Linked DNA regions of Homo sapiens: region 1 is linked to region 2. The links are chromatin contacts, found by Hi-C or POLR2A ChIA-PET in ENCODE. All regions are on one chromosome and are shown on one strand. The core of a region is the stretch at or near the end of the contact, and the rest is flanking DNA. Distances in the headings are between cores, read along the strand shown.

Region 1 (5,819 bases), core at 2,413-4,912, 560 kb after region 2:
CAGATCACTTGAGGTCAGGAGTTTGAGACCAGCCTGGCCAACACAGCAAAACCCCGTTTCTACTAAAAACACAAAAATTGGCCAGGCGTGGTGGCACCTGCCTATAGTCCCAGCTACTTGGGAGGCTGAGGCAAGAGAATCTCTTGAACCCAGGAGGCAGAGGTTGCAGTCAGCCAAGATCATGCCACTGCACTCCACCCTGGGTGATAGAGCAAGACTGTCTCAAAAAAAAAAAAAAAAACAAGTAACGTGACAGAAGTCCTTGTCATATAATAATTTGACATCTACAACTGCGTCCGTAACAGTAAGGCCTATACATCAGAATAACAGATTGCCAGCAAATTATCTTAGGCTGAATCATATAAATCCACTCAACTGCAAAAGTTTCTGAAGTCTTCAGGTATAAGTCAATAAGCAAAACAAGCTCCCCCACCAAAAAAGAAAAACATTTAAAGTAACAGATAAGGCTATGAGCTCCTTTAGTGCAAAGGCCACTTCCATTCCTCGTGATCCCTCCTGTCTCACAATGACTGGCACACTGAAGCTACAGCTCAAGGGCAAGTTTCTCTCTGAAGCCTTTCCAGAGGGTCCGCATCCACATCACAAAGAACAAGCAACATGGTGTAGTAATGAAGAGTGCCGATCTCAGTGTTCAGCAGATAATCCCCTCTATCTTACAGCTCTACCAGCAGCATAAACTCAAGGAAGTTATTCAAGGTCTCTGTGCCCCAGTTTCCTCATCTGTAAAATCAGGATGCTAATAACACCTTCTCACACGAGAAAAAAATGAGATAAAGCATTTAACATCACACCAGCAGAGTAAGTACTCATTACCTACCATCATCAGTGTTTCCTTCTCAGTGTTCTATGGTACCTCCTGGGGACTTCTACCTTAGAACCCACAGTACTTTATTATGGTTCACCTGCACACACACAGACATCTCCTCTACTAGAATGTCAATAACCTCAGGATAGGGACCCAATTTTACTTCTTTTTGTATCCCCAAGGTCTAACATTTTGCTTGGCACTGCTGAAATGAATCGTAGATCCTCGAAGTATTTATTAACTGGAAAAGTTATTAGCAGAAACTGGAATTTACCTCCCTTGCCTGGTACTCAAGCCCTCACTGACTCTGACCCCTACCGCCCCTCCAACTTTACGTCCTTGTACCCTGCTAAAAGAAGCAATGACTTGCATGACTCAGGCTGTAAACTCACTCACCAGTCTAAAACCATGCCTCAAGCATTATACCTTTGTATCTTATAGCTATTTATTTCGGGGGACTTTACCACGTACCAGGCCCTTTATCCCCATTAGTTCAATAAATATTCACAACACTCCATGTGGTCAATATTATTCCCTAACCCAACCCCTAGTTGAAGAAAGTGATGCTTGGAGTTATGTGTCGAAGGTCACATATCCTGTAAGAACAGGGACCAGGAATTGAATCCAGAGTCCATGCCTATTTTCTATAGACTGTCTTCTCTGCTCATATTCAAAGCTGAGCTAACTAACCTACCTGCCATCTCCTTGCCTTGGAAGAGCACAGTCTTTACATTTAAAAGATTTCTGTACCATTCATTTTAACATTCATATGTTTTGTCCTATATAACTTTTGGTTTCAATATGTACTTGCATAAAAAGAGGGAGATGATGTGAGAAAAAGGCAAGACATGTAATGGAAAAAGCACAGATTTAGGCATCAGACAGACCTGGGTTTGAATCCTGGCTCTGTCTCCTACCAGCTGTGTAATTTATTATGGGTCTTCCTAATCTGTAAATTGAGGTTAAAATGATTAAACAATAGAAACCCCTATATAATACCCAAATACTCAAAGTTTAGTTTACCTCAAATTATGAAGCATTACCTGGCCACATCCCATCCCTCAAAGGTGAATAACCCATTCCCCTCCCGCACCTACCACTGTCACAAGAACTCTCACACAATGTACTTATCACGGTGTTAGAATTATTCATTTCCCTTATCTCTCTTTCACTAAATTGAGCTCCCTGGCAGCAAAGACTGAATCTTATATTTATCTCTAATTGCCTAGCATGGTACCTGGCATATATATACATATCCATATTCAGTAAACATTTGCTAAGTTAAATAATTGTAGATAAAAATGAGCGCTTATAGAATTCTAGAGGAAAAATCATTTCCAGGTGGGGTTGTCCTGAATTGGTTGGGTGAGGCCAACTCAGCTGAGCCGTGGGAAGCGTCTCAATAGACTGAAAGAGAAAAGGGGAAACCTAGGCAAGGTAGGGAGAATGTTCTACAAAAATCAATGGAATAGGAAAGAACAAAAATGATTAGAGATCCTACTTATTCAGAGTAATGGATCAGGATGGGGTAATTAAAGAAGGAGACCTTTTCAAGCATAACTGGAAAGGTAACCAGGAGCCAGATTAGGAGATGTAAGGGGGTGTAAGTGCAGTCTGGGACACACAGTAGTTGAAGGTAGGCATGAGCACACAGATGAATGGGAAAGGGCTACCAGCATGCCCCAAATCCCGCAGGTGTGTAAACTGAAAAACATGAAAACAATTATTGCTTCATCAAGAACTCTTTCCGTGTTTACTAGGTACCTTGTGTGGGCTCATAAAATATAAGGAATAAAACCCATATCTAGGCTTCTGCTCAAGTGGGTTTTAACATTACGGATCCACCTCTCCTGCTTGTCAGAGAATGAGAACGCTGCTTTTTTTAAACCAATGGGTCTCCATTTGACTCTTCACACCTGGGAAAGTTTTGAACTTTGCCGATTTGGGTTTATAACAACATGGTGCTTTGTACAGTGCCAGGTACTGTGGTGGGCTTCCAAAGTGACTTTCATTCATTCAAAAGGAAGTTTTAACCAATTTCTGAGTCAATTTGGGGGTCTCTGGTTAAAGTCATAATCTTGTTTACGCTACAATCTCTTTTTCCCAGCCTTAAACAAATCTAAATGACTCCTTGCCACTCCCATAAACAAAGAATGAATCAAAGTTCCAGCAGCACTGTAGCTAGAAAAAAGTCTGTAAGGCTGTTAACCTCTTTAAGGGGGAGGGGGAGAAGGGACGCAAGGAAACAAGGACCACACAGTCAATGCTTGAAAACCTTGATTTTCACATTATGAAGACCAGGGCACCTAGATATTGCCAAGTGCAGGCCCAGAAACTGCCGGAGTCAACTACACCCCCCACCCCCACACTACCAGGTCAGCTGGCTTCTTTTCCCCTAAACCACACACCCGCCTCAGACTCCTGACAGCCTCCAGTTCTGGAAATGGCCAGGAAACGAACGCGCCCGGGCCACCTGAACAAGGGCCCGGCAGGCGGCCCGCCGGGCAGCGCTGAAACTGGAGGGGTGAGAGGGCCGCCAGGTGGGCAAGCTGGTGGGCTGACGGACGGGCGGGGAGCTGGCGGCTGGGGCAACCTTTACCTGAAGCTGCTTCCACACTACGGGCCGGGTCGGCCCCGGGACACGTTCCTGAGGGGAGGGCCCGGCTCCCCCACGCCTCCCGGCCCCTGCCCCGAGCTCTGCACTCTCGGGATCCACGGGGACCGGCGCTCCTCCCGGCCCGCTCAGCTGCCGCTTCCCGGGTTAGCCCTCATGCCCCTGCTGCTCGCCGCCGCCGGCCGGCCGAGCAGCAGCCCTATTACCCCGAGCCGCACACGACCCGGAACCACACCCCGGCGTTCCGGAAGTCCCCGACCGGGAAGGAGCCTCTGGCTGGGGACGTAGTGCGCAAGCCCCAGAGCTGAAAGCAAGGAGCGGTAGCTTCCCGCGGGGCGGGGCCGGGAGGGAGGCCGGGCGCATGCGCGCCGCTTCTCCAGTGCAGGGAAAGGCCTGGGTCGGAGACTGAGTTCTGGCAAGATGCGCCAGTGCCTGGACTTGCCTTGAGCAGGAATCAGTGTTAGGCTTCTCCATCGAATCTTCTTTCTCCCCATTTCCACGGAGAAAAGCCCTTAGTTCGTCCAGAAATGAGTGATGAGGCAGCTCAGCCTCTCTGAGAAAGACCTGGGTTCAAATGCCAGCTCTTATAACTTGCTGTGTGTCCTAGGATGTGACACTTCTCTCTGAGCCTCGGGTTTTCCCATCCAGGGCAATAGTTTCAACTTTAGAGTATATTGCTGTGGGAATCGAATGGGATGATGCTTGAAAAACACCCAGCATAGTGCCTGACACATAGTAAACATGCAGTCAATGTTAGTTATTTCTCTTATTATAATATCTGTAATATGGAGGTGACAATAATCTTCCTCAAGCCCTGCTGGGAGGTTTCCAGGAGATGTAGGAGGACTGGCACAGGGCAGAAGTTCAGTGTGTCTCATGCTGCTCCCTTCCTCTCTCACGGAGGAAATCAGTAGAGAAAGCCACGATGAAGGGGGAAAAAGGATTCAGGGAGTGCAGTGAGAGTGGTTCTCCCACCTGAAAGATGCTTGGGGAAGTCTCTCAAAAACGCACCTTAGCAAAAGAAAAAACTCAAGGTTGAATTTCAGCCCTGAGGGACCCCTGCCCAATTTTAAACTTATTAATAAATATGCCATGGGGCCAGGCACGGTGGCTCACACCTGTAATCCCAGCACTTTGGGAGGCCGAGGAGGGCAGATCACTTGAGATCAGGAGTTCGAGACCAGCCTGGCCAACATGGTGAAACCCTGTCTCTACTAAAAATACAAAAATTAGTCTGGCGTGGTGGTGTGCACCTGTAGTCCCAGCTACTCAGGAGACTGAGGCAGGAGAATGGCTTGAACCCGGGAGGCAGAGGTTGCAGTGACCCAAGATCAGGCCACTGCACTCCAGCCTGGGTGACAGAGACTCTGTCTCAAAACAAAAAAACAAAAAACACGGTGGGTCTACCCATGTATTTCAAATATGGTCATCCATCACTTAATGATGAGGACACAAGAAATGCATCGTTAGCTGATTTTGTGGTTGTGTAAACATCATAGACTGTACTTACACAATGTCAGAGCCTACTACACACCTAGGCTGTTTGGTATTAGCCTATTGCTTCTAGGCTGCACACCTGTACAGCATGTTACTGTACCATATACTGTAGGCAATTCTAACACAATGGTATTTGTGTATCTAAACATCTCTAAATGCAGAAAAGGTACAATTAAAAGACCATGTTATAATCTTAGGGGACCACCATCATATGCACTCTGTCATTGACCAAAACATCCTCATTCCACGCATGACCATATGTGATTGATCTCTTACTACATCCCATTACTTTATGTAATTGGTATCTTACCACATATCTATACTGGGGGAATAGTGCACCTCAGCACCCAGACACACTCTTGCACACACACCACCACAGTTCCATCAGGGACCTGTCAGAGGCACTCTAACAAAGCAGCAGGTGTGAACAAGTTTGGATATTTGATTTTCTGAGGTCACCAGGTTATCTGTTCCTTCCTAAATCTTACTCTCCATTTTCCTCTCTCTCTCTCTCGAGTTCCAATCTGAAGCACAGCTGCCTGACTGTCTCCTAGACACATAAAACTCGACCTATCTAAAACTGCTAAGCAGTTATAGATTCTAAAGAGTAAATATTTCCTAGCACTTTGAGAGACCAAGGCAGGAAGATCATCTGAGCCCAGGAGTTCAAGACCAGCCTAGGCAACATGGTGAGACCCCATCACTACCTTAAAAAATTTATCTCTATATAGGCCGGGCACGGTGGCTCATGCCTGTAATCCCAGCACTTTGGGAGGCCAAGGGGTGCGGATCACAAGGTCAGAAGATCAAGACCATCCTGTCTTAACATGGTGAAACCCTGTCTCTACTAAAAAAAAAAAAAAAAAAATACGAAAAATTAGC
Region 2 (6,417 bases), core at 992-3,491:
CACCATCAGCATTTCGTGTCTATTTACTATTGAGGTTTTCTGTGTATTAACATCATTAACTTGCCAGATATTAACTATGAAAGTAGTCCTACTGGTCACATAACTACAGTAGCTTACTTTCTCTAGGTCAATGCCAACATCTGTGAAAAAGGAATCATCTAATGACTACACAGAATTGCTATGTAGTACCTCTCACATGGAATGCAGTCAAAAATGTTTATGTGATAAATATATCTTCATCTCCATTACTCAAGGACTAATTCACTTTGTTTGTGGACTACTTAAACTCTTTGCTTCTATTTTCCTAAGGTTCAACCATTCGAGTTAACTACACAGTGTCCAACGACAAAAGATAAAGCAATAAGAAAACCTACTTTCAATTGCATATTTATTAGCAGCATTATGGTATAACAGTTAAGAGCTTAAGCTCTGGAGTCAGACTGTCTGGATTCAAATCCTGGTTTTATCTTTTACTAGATGCATGATTTTGGGTAAATATTTGGCCTCTCTGTGTCGCAGTTCCCTCTTCTGTAAAATAGTGACACTACATATTCTCTTAGGGTTCTTTGAGGATTACAGGAGAAGATACACATAGAGCATTCGTACACAGTACTTGGCACATAGTAGATGCTCAATAAAATTAGTTTATTTTTTGAGGCAGGGTCTTGCTGTGTTCCCCACACTGGAGTGCAGTGGCATGATCACGGCTCACTGCATCACTGCAGCCTTGACTTCCTGGGCTCAAGCAATCCTCCCACCTCAGCCTCTTGAGAAGCTGGGACTACAGGTCCACAACACCCGCTCAGCTAGTTGGTTTTTGTTTTTTTAATTTTTTGTTTTTGTGGGTACATAGTAGGTGTATATATTTATGGGACCGGCTAGTTTTTCAATTTTTTGTAGAGACGGAGTCTTGCTCTGTTGCCCAGACTGGTCTTGAACTCCCAGGCTCAAATGATCCTCCTGCCTCAGCCTCCCAAAGAGCTGGGATTGAAGGCATGAGCCACCCCAGCCAAGATGAGCTTTTTAAACAGAGATGCTGGAGAAAATGAAATTATGGCTAAGGTTAAAAAAAAAAATAGCTGAGATCCTTACACAACATCAAAAAGTAAAAAAGTAGGATTTCTCAAGATTTCCCACATTATCTTAGATACCAAGAAAAAAAAAATCGACTGTAGAGGTAGTAATTTGAAGTCCTCAAAAGAAAAATCATGCATGTGGTTATATTCTTTTAAAAGGGGGATAAATAAGAAACTTCATCTACTGACAGTATACAATTATGCAGTACGGCACAGGTGCAGCCAAGCAAAAAGAAAAACATGAAGCAAAATAGGAAGGCACTGCCTTACCTGCTTCTCCGTTTTCGAGGCGGTTTCTCCACTGTGCCAGTCAGTCTGCAGACCAAACAAATAAGACGGTAACTAAAAGTAACATACAAGAAAACATCTCCCGGCGCTACCGTGCCAGTCAAGAACTAAATAGACCACCCTCTGGGACCACAGGCTCGCCAAGCCCAGATCTGACCTTACAAACGCCTCATGCCCTGTTTCCCCTATTTACCAAGACCTAGCATTCCTGGGACTCACCGTTCCCCCAATTCCCCCTGAGCTCAAACCTTCCTGGTCCCTCACCCCATCCTCGACCCCTGCTCGTCACAGCCCAGCTCCCCAAAATCACCCACCTCCACCTACTCATTGTCTGCCTCGTCACCCCCGCAAGCCCCCCTAGCCTCCCCTTTCCTGTGCCCACCCGTTCCCGACCGTGCACTGCCCCCTCCACGCCCCGCCTCTCCGGGCCCGGCGACCCCCGCATTCCACGGCCCCTCCGGGGGCGCGCCCGCCTTGCCCCTCCCGGCCCCGCGCCGCCAGCCTCACCCCTCGGCGCCCCTTCCCTCACACGCCCCTCTCACCTGGCCTCGAGGAGGCGATCGCGCCCAGCCCGCGCCGCCGCCTGCAGGCGCCCCCAAGGTCCCCCCAGCCTGCACCCCCCGCCCCTCCGGTCTCTGCGCCCCGAATGCTCCACCGCCCCGAGCCGCTGCCCCTGGGCCCGCTCCCTGGCCCCCACCCCATCCCCAACCCCGGCCTCCACCCAGCCCCCGCACCTGGGGGCCAGGCGACTCCGCGGCTGCTGGGGCTGCCGGGCTCCTCTGACCATCCGGCTCCTGCTCCGCCGCGGGAGCTGCTCCGGCGGCCGCAGGGCTCGCTCGGGAAGCTGAGGCGGCGGAGGCTGGAGTAGGCGGAGAGGCGGGAGGAGGGCCTCGCGCCTCTGCCAGGCTTGCCGCGGGGCCCGCCTCCTCCGCGCCTCTCCTCGGCTCCCATTGGCTAGAGCAGTAGTGTGGACGGAAATCTGTCAGTCGATTGGACGCTCGGCCCGTCACATCCCGCGCTGCCCACCCAGAGGTTTGGTTGAGACTGCAGGTGGCGGCGGAGGTGCCTTAGAGATTGCTAGCAGGGCCGGAGGAGACCCTAGCGCCACCATGCGTCTAAAAGTAGGAACTGCACCCCCGGCTCCAGACACCTGCCCCAGGTTCTCCTGGCTCTGCGTCCTGCATACCACACACCTGCTGGCGCCCCTCCACCTCTGCACCACGCCAGGACCGAAAACAAGCCCTGAAATCTCCCAATTTCTTCTAGCAGGTGAGACAGTGAGGCAACTCTCACAAACGTGTTTCCTTTTAAGCCACCTCGAATGCGATCCTTGTCCCTACATCTTGCTGAAATTGTCTCACAGCTCACAGCTACCCCTCAAAAAGGACCCAGCCAGAAAACTCTAAGAATCCACCAAAATAAAGCATGGTTTGGATGCTCAATCCTCTGCAGAAAAGCTCACTAGCTTGGGTGCAGGCTTTTAAGAAAGTAAGATTTTTTTTTAATTACCATGAAAGAAAAATCAGCACTACAAACAGAACCAATGCCATACTAAAAGCAACGTGTTCCATTTTGAAAGGCCTGGACAAATTTGATCCCTGAATGGAAGCTGACCATCCTGATTGTGTGACCATTGCAAGTTCTACACCAATTAATCAATTTTAAAATAAATTGTACTGTATTTTTTGACAAACAGGCATGCAAAACTGCCTTTCATAAGCATAGTTACCCTTCTTCTGCTTTAACAAAGCCATCCTTGAAAATAAGACTCAGCTCATTAACGTATTATAAAATTCTTGAAGGTGGGAAGGCCTCTCTAAATCTCTACTCCTGTGTGAACTTGTTTGGTATATTCTCAGCATCTGTTCAGAGTTGGGAGGAGGCATAAAACTTTCTCTTAAGTCACTTCCATTTTATTAGAACATCTTTTATGCCTCAATAATATGACAGCGTCGAGTAGTACATGTCAACATTGGGGTGGGGAAAATCTCTCATTGATCTCCATAAGCGGCAAAAATTAGGATACTAGTTTTTCACAAAACCAAATGTATTTGGTGTAAAGAGTTGTCTTTTCTTCTGAGATGGTCCTACCTACATCTTTAATGGTAAAATGACTTTCCATTTATGAAGTAATACTGACGGTAAATTGTAGTAGGAATTGAAAAATTGCTTTGAAAAAATGTCAAATCTCTGTTGGTCCCCCAAATTAGTATTTCACGTAATCCTAAAGTCACAGAACCACAAATCACCTCAATCTCAACTAACAGTTTCCACCCATATTATCAAGCCAGAGAGAGGAAAGAACTCGAGAATAATTTGTGTCAGACGAAGGGGGATCATCAACTCACTAGGGAAGTAATCTTGAAATACATTTATTATATTCCTTATTAAAAATCCATTGCCTGCTTTTTAGCATCTTCCATAATTGACCAATCCTCACTGATATATGGCAGATATTGTCAATAAAACAGGACCTATTCATTTCTTACGCCTTCCCAAAAAGGATCCTCGAGTCTTCACATTGTGTCCAAGTGATCTCTGCTTATTTTAACTCTGTAAGACATACAAATCCCATCATTCCAGTCCACACTTAATTCACACTTCCTCTTTATCTTCCCCAATTACTCCATCCTACATCAAACATTTCCTTGTCCAGATGTGTTGTACTTACAAAATCTACACTATGTTAGCAATTATACATTGCCTTGGATTATTCTTCCCAACTACAATGAATTTGAACAAATGGCCTATGAGTATGAGCCCTTAATAAAAGGCAGCTTTGGACCAGATACTGGGTGCTTTGTGTGTGCTATTTTTAATAGTGAGATTAACCCTGCCTGATATTCTCTTATTTTAGACACAGAAACTTAAGATTCAGAAAATTCAATCTGTTCAGGGTCACACAACTACAATAACCAATATTGCTTAAAATAGAGCGCTAAAGAAATACTCTGGTGTGCCCTCTAGGGATTCAAGTTCCAGCTCTCTTGTGCAACGTTAGACAAGTCACCTATCCTCTCTAAGCCTATTTCCTCATCTAGGGGGAGAAAAGTTCTAGAGAAGGATGAACAAGATTTATTAATTTTTTTGAAGTTTGGGCTGGGCACAGTAGCTTATGCTTGTAATCCCAGTGCTTTGGAAGGCCGAGATAGGAGGATCTCTTCAGCCGGGAGTTCAAGACTAGCCCGGGCAACATAGGGAGACCCCATCTCTACCAAGAAAAAAAAAAAATAAAAGGTAATATAGTCATAGACCCATACAGCAAGGGCATCACAAAATAGAGAACATAACAATTTAGCACATATGCTGTATACAGGTTAGTTGCTATTACTGCATGACAGAGCTGGGGTTTTCACCCAGATCTGATCCCAAAGCCTGTGCTATTCCATAATGCCTCCATGCAGTCTTTTATAACCCACCATTTATATACAAAAGCACAGTGCTGCTGAGCATAGTGGGTGCCTAGGGATTGAGTGGAATATACTTATGTAGTATTTTTGTTGACAACACAAATCTATAAATGTCATGCATTTTTGAATTAAGAAAACATTTGAATGATCTAAGCCAGCATAAGCCTACTCTCATGAGGGCACAAATTCACCAATAAATTGATACGGAAATAGAAAACAGGAGGGGAATGCAGAACCAACCTTCCCCAAGCATCTAGTGTGTCTGGCATCATGCTAGGGGACTTTCCAAATGTTTCTTTTTGGTTTACTACCGTGTATTTCGTCAGCATCACTACACACTGTAAATATACAATTTAAAGAGTTGTGATGATCTCATGAAGCATAGTTCTGGGCACTGGATCGAGGTTGTAACAATAAACATTGCCTTTAAAGAGTTGGAACACTTAGCTCAGAGTCAAATGCAAAACAAAAAAAAAAAGGTTTCACTTTTGTTCACCAGTCAAGCAACCAAGTGGAGGAATAAGCATTTTTTAATTTCTTATATAAAATGCTAACTTCTTGTCAGGACATACTACAGACTATGCATTGAATTTTTTGACAAACTTCCTGTAATCTTTTTATTAATTTACACTGAGGGAATATAGCACCTTTCATCCGAAGAACTGAAGGTGCTTTACAAACATTAGCATTTAAAAAACAATTACATTTAAAAATCTGGATTCTTGATGTCAAATCTCTTCGACTCCAGATACACAATTTCCTGGAAGCTGATGGAAAGTGATTCTATTTCTGACAATGAAAGAGGCTCAGAAAGAGTCCTAATTTGCTTTCACAGTACAGGCATTTTCCAAAACCTGGTTCTGGGCTTACAAAGCACACACACACAAATCTTAATGCAATGAACAATATTTCAAACCTTATTTCCCAAAGCAAAACCTAGGGCTTAAGACGTCAAAATCTTCCAACAGTTCTAGACATCCAGACAGAATAGGAGCTGATGCAGATTGCATATGAGATGTACTGTTGATCCAGGTGTTTTAGGATCACACTCAAATGAATATAAAGTAGTGAAACTTTTTGGGGAAACACATTAACTTATAAAAAGCTAGCCAAGAGCATATCGGCCAAAGGAGGAAAGGGAGTAAATGGCAATTCAAAGTAGACAGTTCTCACTAGAGCCTAGGGCACTTTATTAGAAACCAAGTATATCATAGGCAAATAAAAATAGTTTTTACCCCCATTGATACAACATAAGGGATTTTACATTCAGCCTAGATATAGGGAGTAACAAATCCTCCTGCCCATAAATCTATGACTTGCAAGTATCTTCCACCACATGATAACTCTATATAGTACATATAGTACATAGCCCTTATTTATTGGAGGGATCCAAAATATTCCTTGTAGGCTCACAAAGTCCAATACATTAGCTCTCTCTTCCCTTTACACGTCTAATAGTAAAAACTATTTTTTCCATGCAAAAAGCCATTATTCAGTTGAAGAGAAATCAGGCAAAACAGAGATGGCAGATAAGGAATGGAGAGAATATTATTGGCACGTGCCCAACTAGTGACAAACAAATGCAGTACACAATGACTTAAAAATAAAAGTCACATTATAGGGATAACAAAAACAACTACATC

What was found. Hi-C counts contacts between places; a loop is a spot of excess contacts on that map. ChIA-PET counts read pairs that join two places held with the same protein, here RNA polymerase II (POLR2A). Pooled maps may share reads with other maps.
Region 1: a loop to region 2 is called in a pooled map, with 6 times the contacts of the local background. The contact joins the promoter of MAPKAP1 here to the promoter of SCAI in region 2. A Hi-C loop is called at or near these places in 6 of 50 pooled maps. POLR2A ChIA-PET finds 5 or more read pairs at or near these places in 2 of 52 experiments (GM12878 and WTC11).

The regions. Positions count from the first base shown.
Region 1 is chr9:125,703,546-125,709,364 of GRCh38, forward strand. MAPKAP1 (MAPK associated protein 1) reads right to left here and starts at 3,663. Exons shown (of 12, transcript NM_001006617.3): 1 at 3,426-3,663. RefSeq lists silencers at 3,367-3,596, 3,707-3,876 and enhancers at 3,585-3,879, 3,877-4,036.
Region 2 is chr9:125,141,287-125,147,703 of GRCh38, forward strand. SCAI (suppressor of cancer cell invasion) reads right to left here and starts at 2,242. Exons shown (of 18, transcript NM_001144877.3): 1 at 2,099-2,242; 2 at 1,347-1,391. The coding sequence starts at 2,151. It overlaps PPP6C (protein phosphatase 6 catalytic subunit), which reads right to left. Exons shown (of 7, transcript NM_002721.5): 7 at 5,287-6,417. RefSeq lists a silencer at 1,861-2,360.